Regions from separate parts of the Homo sapiens genome. Here region 2 is linked to region 1. The links are chromatin loops, found by intact Hi-C in ENCODE. Cell type or tissue: adrenal gland. All regions are shown on one strand. Each heading gives the region's core, and the rest is flanking DNA. Links, peaks and the distances in the headings are about the cores only. Region 1 overlaps EIF5 (eukaryotic translation initiation factor 5). Region 2 overlaps MARK3 (microtubule affinity regulating kinase 3).

What was found. Peaks named below come from ENCODE experiments on the same cell type or tissue, not always from the same donor. Only the 100,000 strongest peaks of a DNase experiment are listed, where the experiment ranks them.
Region 2: it touches region 1 in a loop (2.2-fold over the local background); 8 of 110 quality-filtered maps call a loop at or near these places.

The regions. Positions count from the first base shown.
Region 1 is chr14:103,343,708-103,346,620 of GRCh38, reverse strand. EIF5 (eukaryotic translation initiation factor 5) reads right to left here. Exons shown (of 12, transcript NM_001969.5): 12 at 1,596-2,913. Among named protein-coding and RNA genes, the nearest start is that of SNORA28, 7.3 kb to the right of the region's middle. In adrenal gland, for the core only: no CTCF peak of the experiment used is centred there; no DNase peak of the experiment used is centred there; H3K27ac peaks cover 381 bases.
Region 2 is chr14:103,463,723-103,466,635 of GRCh38, reverse strand. It overlaps MARK3 (microtubule affinity regulating kinase 3), which reads right to left. Exons shown (of 18, transcript NM_001128918.3): 8 at 843-1,079; 9 at 545-664; 10 at 194-293. Among named protein-coding and RNA genes, the nearest start is that of CKB, 58 kb to the left of the region's middle. In adrenal gland, for the core only: no CTCF peak of the experiment used is centred there; no DNase peak of the experiment used is centred there.

The DNA.
Region 1 (2,913 bases), core at 197-2,696:
GAGCCCACTATTTAAAACGTGGAAGGTGTTTAGAAAAAAACCCAGGGAAACGAGTGAAACCAAATCACAGGACACCAAGAGATGAGTGTTCACAAAATTTTAACCCAGGCATGCAGATCAAATTACACGCTCAGACCAAAAGTGAATTCACCAGAAATGACATGCCTCACAGATAGAATGTGAATTCAATAGAAACCAGAATACTCAAGCTAGAGACCTCTGTCTTTATACCAGAAAGGACTTACCAGAAAAGTCAGTCTTTTATCATCTCAGGAGGGATGTAAGGTTCTTTATTAAGGTGGCCTTATAACCAAACCTGATCTTGAATATCAAAAAGCCTCTACCAAAAAAAAAAAAAAAAGAAAAGAAAAAAAAATAGGCCAGGCACAGTGGCTCACGCCTGTAATCCCACCACTTTGGGAGGCCAAGGCGGGCAGATCACGAGGTCAGGAGATCGAGACCATCCTGGCTAACATGGTGAAACCCCGTGTCTACTAAAAATACAAAAAATTAGCCGGATGTGGCAGCGTGCGCCTGTCGTCCCAGCTACTCTGGAGGCTGAGGCAGGAGAACGGGGTGAATCCAGGAGACGGAGCTTGCAGTGAGCCGGGATTGCGCCACTGCACTCCAGCCTGGGCTACAGAGCAAGACTCCGTCTCAAAAAAAAAAAAAAGGAAAAAAAGAAAAAAGAAAAGAAAAACAAAGCCTCCACCAAAAACAGGGAGGGCTGGCCTGAGAGAAGACTCACCAGGGACAAAAATTTGAGCCATGGAAGCCTACAGCGCAAAGGGCTCATGCATACTGGCCAAAAAAGAGTATTTTTTTCTGATAGTCATCTTTCTTTAGGTCCCATTTCTGACCCCATTTATGTCAATTAAATGAGAGAGACGAGCTCTCTAAAAGAAAGATATGTATTCAGGAATAGGGCATTGCAATGGGAATACACGTCATTGTGAGCTGTGTGTGTACTTTAGGGAGGTAAAGGGAGAGAATTTTTTTTTTTTTTTTGAGATGGAGTCTCACTCTGTCGCCCAGGCTGGAGCACAGTAGCACGATCTCGGCTCACTGCAACATCCACCTCCCAGGTTCAAGCGATTCTCCTGCCTCAGCCGAGTAGCTGGGATTACAGGCATGCACCACCCCACCTGGCTAAGTTTTTGTATTTTTAGTAGAGATGAGGTTTCGCCACATTGGTCAGGCTGGTCTCAAACTCCCAACCTCAGGTGATCCACCCTCCTCGGCCTCCCAAAGTGCTGTTATTACAGGCGTGAGCCACCACGCGTGGCCGAGAATGGTTTTTAAAGGATAAATGAAGATTACATAACTGTTTTGAGATTACCACCTGTGGCTACAAAGATCCATAACAAGGGCGATGCAAGTCCACAGCTGGACAGGCTGTTGCTGGGTAGATGTCCTTGAAGTATTTTTTGCATAAGGCTGTGATGCTTTTTGTGCAAGGCTGTGGTTTTTGCAATCTTTTGTGATAATTTCGTTATTGGGCATACCAGCATGAGACCCTTCACCATCGCAAGACTGCAAACCCTACTCTATTTGTTCGGGTTGTTTTTTTGTTTCTTGAACACAAGTGACTCCGCTTTGATTGACAACTTTCACACTTTATTAAAATCTACTTTTTTCTGAGATTCAAAGAGCTACATTTTTGGTTAGTGTATGTCTACTATACCTTTTTTCATCCTTTCAACATCTTTTGTCACATTTTAGGTGATGCTCTTGTAAACAGTGTATTGCTAGACCTAAAAATCCAAGCTTACAACTTGTCCTTTACCTGATACATTTATTCCATTTACTTTCATTTGGATTTTTAAAAATGTTAACTTAATACGTCTCTTTCAGATGTCCCTGCTTTTTAGTTAATTGTGTTTTCTACTCTCCTAAAGACTTGATTTTTATTTTTTAGTTAACTGACCGTTTTTAAAGAGGTTTTAGGCTCATAGCAAAATTGGGTGGAATTTCCCCTACTGCCCCAGCCAGGCATTGCTTCTGACTGCAGCATTAGGCTTCCAGTGGGATTGAGTGCTGCACATAAGGGTCTCCACCCCCAGCAGATATGGAAAGGCAATCCCCTAGTTTTACAGTAAGGCCTGGGACAGAATCCAAATTTGATCCCAACACCCAAGTGAATCCTCCTCCTCTTAAAAAGAAATAATTGACTGCATAACCGAACTGCAGGGTCAACTCAGATCCTACCATTCACCTGGAGGTCCTGACATTGCACCTCCCAGTCTAGGTCCCAAGAAAAGAACTCTGTAGCTTCTATTCTCATATCCCAGCACACACAAGTCCTTAAAATTTCTGGCCATAAAAACCACAGAAATTTGATTCCCAGAAAAAAACTGTTTGGCTAGACCAGACAGGTGGACATAAACACCCTGAGCTCCCAACCTATTAACAAAGGCTCACAGGGTCACTCTGGTGCACAAACCTACAATGAGACTACCTGCAAGTCATTTGCTGTCACCCCACTTATGGAATGTCACTATGAATCAAGATCTGTACTGGGGACAGAGATGACCAAAGTGACTCCCTGTCCCCTTGGGGTCACACAGCACATGCAACGAAAGTGCAACACTGTTTCTGGTACTAAGACTGCTCTGGCTTTGTAGTAGTCAGGGAGGCTGAAATTTGAACCATCAAAAAGATGATGCAGGAACAAGGTCAACTTTGCATTTGCTGGTTACTCCGGAATACTGGTAGGTCAAGCTGTAGCAATTAAGAAAATAGCTGGTTAGATAAGGATTGTCTGCAGACTTGTCAAATAAATTTAAAATACATGAAGGGTTATTTTGTTAGATAAGTGACCTTGGTACAACAGTACCTATGCCTCAGGACCACGATGAGGACTGACTGAGCTAACAAAATGCAAAAGGTTCAAACTCACTTATCTGCTTTTTG
Region 2 (2,913 bases), core at 221-2,720, 120 kb before region 1:
TGTTTCAGAGTTACTGGGTGCCATTATAGGAAACTGCAGGTAGTTACGTTCCTAAATATGACAGAACAGATAAACTGTTCATATGACTTGTGCTTAACTTTCCATTATTCACATTTTAGGCACAGACATGAGTCAAAACAGAAATATGTTACTTAGACAAAAACACATGAACATGCAGGCATGGAGTGATTACCTATTCTTTTTTGGTCTGAGATGTCTAGCTCTGGTTCAACAAATGGTTTGAGTTCATCTTCTTCATGCCCTGCATTGATCCACCTGTCCTTCATGATTTGCTAAAAAAGGTAAACTGTTCATTAGCAGAGTAAAATGAAATATTCTGATAACCGTAATATTTACAAAAATTTATTTTCAACATTTCATTGACTATCGTTCAAAGCATAAACTCAAAAAATATTTTTTAATGTTTCAATTCTTGCTTAAAAAGCCGCAGGATATATCCAGTATGGCATACAAATCAAGCAAAGATCTAAGGTCACTCTAAAGACTCTCCAAAGTTACTGCTTGTTTCCACCTACATGATTACCTCTAGAGTGCCGCGTTTAATTGGATTTAGCACCAGGAAACGTTTGAGAAGGTTTTCACAGTCTGTAGACATGTAGAAGGGAATTCTGTATTTCCCTCTTAATACTCTCTCTCTCAGTTCCTTTGGAGAGGTACAGAGGAAAGAAAACGAGTAAGTCAACCTTTAGGTTTAGTTAACAAAACACAACAAAAAACCCCCTGAAACCCCCCGCACTGATATAATGTTAAAAATATTAAGCCATGTAATATTAGGAAACTTCTTTTAGTTTAGTGAAGTACATGGGTGCAGCTTCTTATACCTTTAGGTTTTGCCCATCAAAGGGAAGTGAGCCACTGACTAGTGTGTATAAAATGACCCCCAGACTCCACACATCCACTTCTGGCCCGTCATATTTCTTGCCCTGGAAGAGCTCAGGTGCTGCGTATGGAGGACTGCCACAAAACGTGTCGAGTTTACCGCCAACAGTAAATTCATTGCTAAAACCGAAATCTGCTATTTTAATGTTCATATCGGCATCTAACAATAGATTTTCAGCCTAGAGGGAAAACATCAAGACAAAAATGAAATTTAGCCAAAATAGAATTAGAATTATGACAGGATTAGGCATTTTAGAAAAGCTTTCTGTAATGATATGAAGTTACCTCCTAATTAATGTGAAAACATTCTTTCTAGAGAAAAAAACAGGAGACAAGTCAGAACTCCTTATTTTATAATATTAACAATAACAAACATGAAGTACAGATTAATTCTAGCACTAATTTAAACATCAATGTCCCAAGATCAAGAAAAGCCTTGAGTTTTTCAATTGATAATAATAATATGGGGGCTGGGCACGGTGGCTCACACCTATGATCCCAGCACTTTGGGAGGCCGAGGTGGACGAATCATCTGAGGCCAGGAGTTCAAGACCAGCCTGGCCAACATGGTGATACCCTGTCTTTACTAAAAATACAAAAATCAGCTGGGTGTGGTGGTACACACCTGTAATCCCAGCTACTCAGGAGGCTGAGGCAGGAGAATTGCTTGAACTCGGGAGGCAGAGGTTGCAGTGAGCCAAGATCGTGCCACTGCACTCCAGCCTGGGCGACAGAGCAATACTCCATCTCAAAACCAAAAAACAAGAATAATATGGGGCAGGGCCAGGTACAGTGGCTCACTTGAGCCCAGGAGTTCAAGACCAGCTTGGGCAACATAGTGAGACCCTTTCTCTACAAAAGATTTTTAAAAATTAGCTGGGTATGGTGGCACACATCTGCAATCCCAGCTACTTGGAAGGCTGAGGTAGGAGGACCTCTTAAGCCTGGGAGTTTGAGGCTGCAGTGAGCTATGACTGTGCCACTGCACTCCAGCCTGGGTGACAGAGTAAAACCCTGTCTCAAAACATAAATAACTTTTTTTAAAAAGGGGCATTTCATAAAAACGGCTAAATAGCTATAAAACGGCTGTTAATGAGGAGGGGAGAATCCTAAACCTCATTCAAGAGTCAAATCATGGCTGGGTGCGGTGGCTCACGCCTGTAATCACAGCACTTTGGGAGGCTGAGGCGGGTGGATCACCTGAGGTCAGGAGTTCGAGACCAGTCTGGCCAACATGGTGAAGCCCCATCTCTACTAAAAATACAAAAAATTAGCTGGGCATGGTGGTGGGCGCCTGTAATCCCAGCTACTTGAGAGGCTGAGGCAGGAGAATCGCTTGAACCTGCGAGGTGGAGGTTGCAGTGAGCAGAGATCGCACCACTGCACTCTAGCCAGGGCAACAAAGTGAGACTCCGTCTCAAAAAAAAAAAAAAAAAAAAAAAAAAAGAGACAAATCACAGTCACTTTAAGAAACATTTCCTATGTGGCTACTCCACAGCAGATGCTATATTAGTGTCTGGATGGATAATGATGAACAAGACAGATAAAGCCCTACCCTCAGTAGCTCACAGTTTAGAAGGGAAGAAGGAGAATGATAAGCAGCTGTCCTGAGACAAAATGCCATAACTGAAGAGGCACAGGGAGTTGTGGGTTGGCACTGAAAGGTGTGAATGGCTTCCCAGATGAAGTGAAATCAAAGCACCAGAAGGTGCATCTGATCATAATGGATGTGTTGATGAGGGGTATTTCAGGCAGAATAAAGAGTCTGAGAACCCATGTGAGACACAGTATGTTTCACACAAGAAATTGAAAGACAGTATGTGAGATAGAGATGTGTAGAGGGGGCTGGGGAGATGGTCAGGGCTTAATCACAAAGGATTGTACTTGAGAAGTTTGGGTTTTCATCGTAAGAGCAATGGGAAGCCAATGAAGAGTTGTTCAAGCAGAGAAATGACCATCTTATTTGTGTTTCCTTAAAAGACCATTTTGGGTGCAGTGTAGAAAACATACATG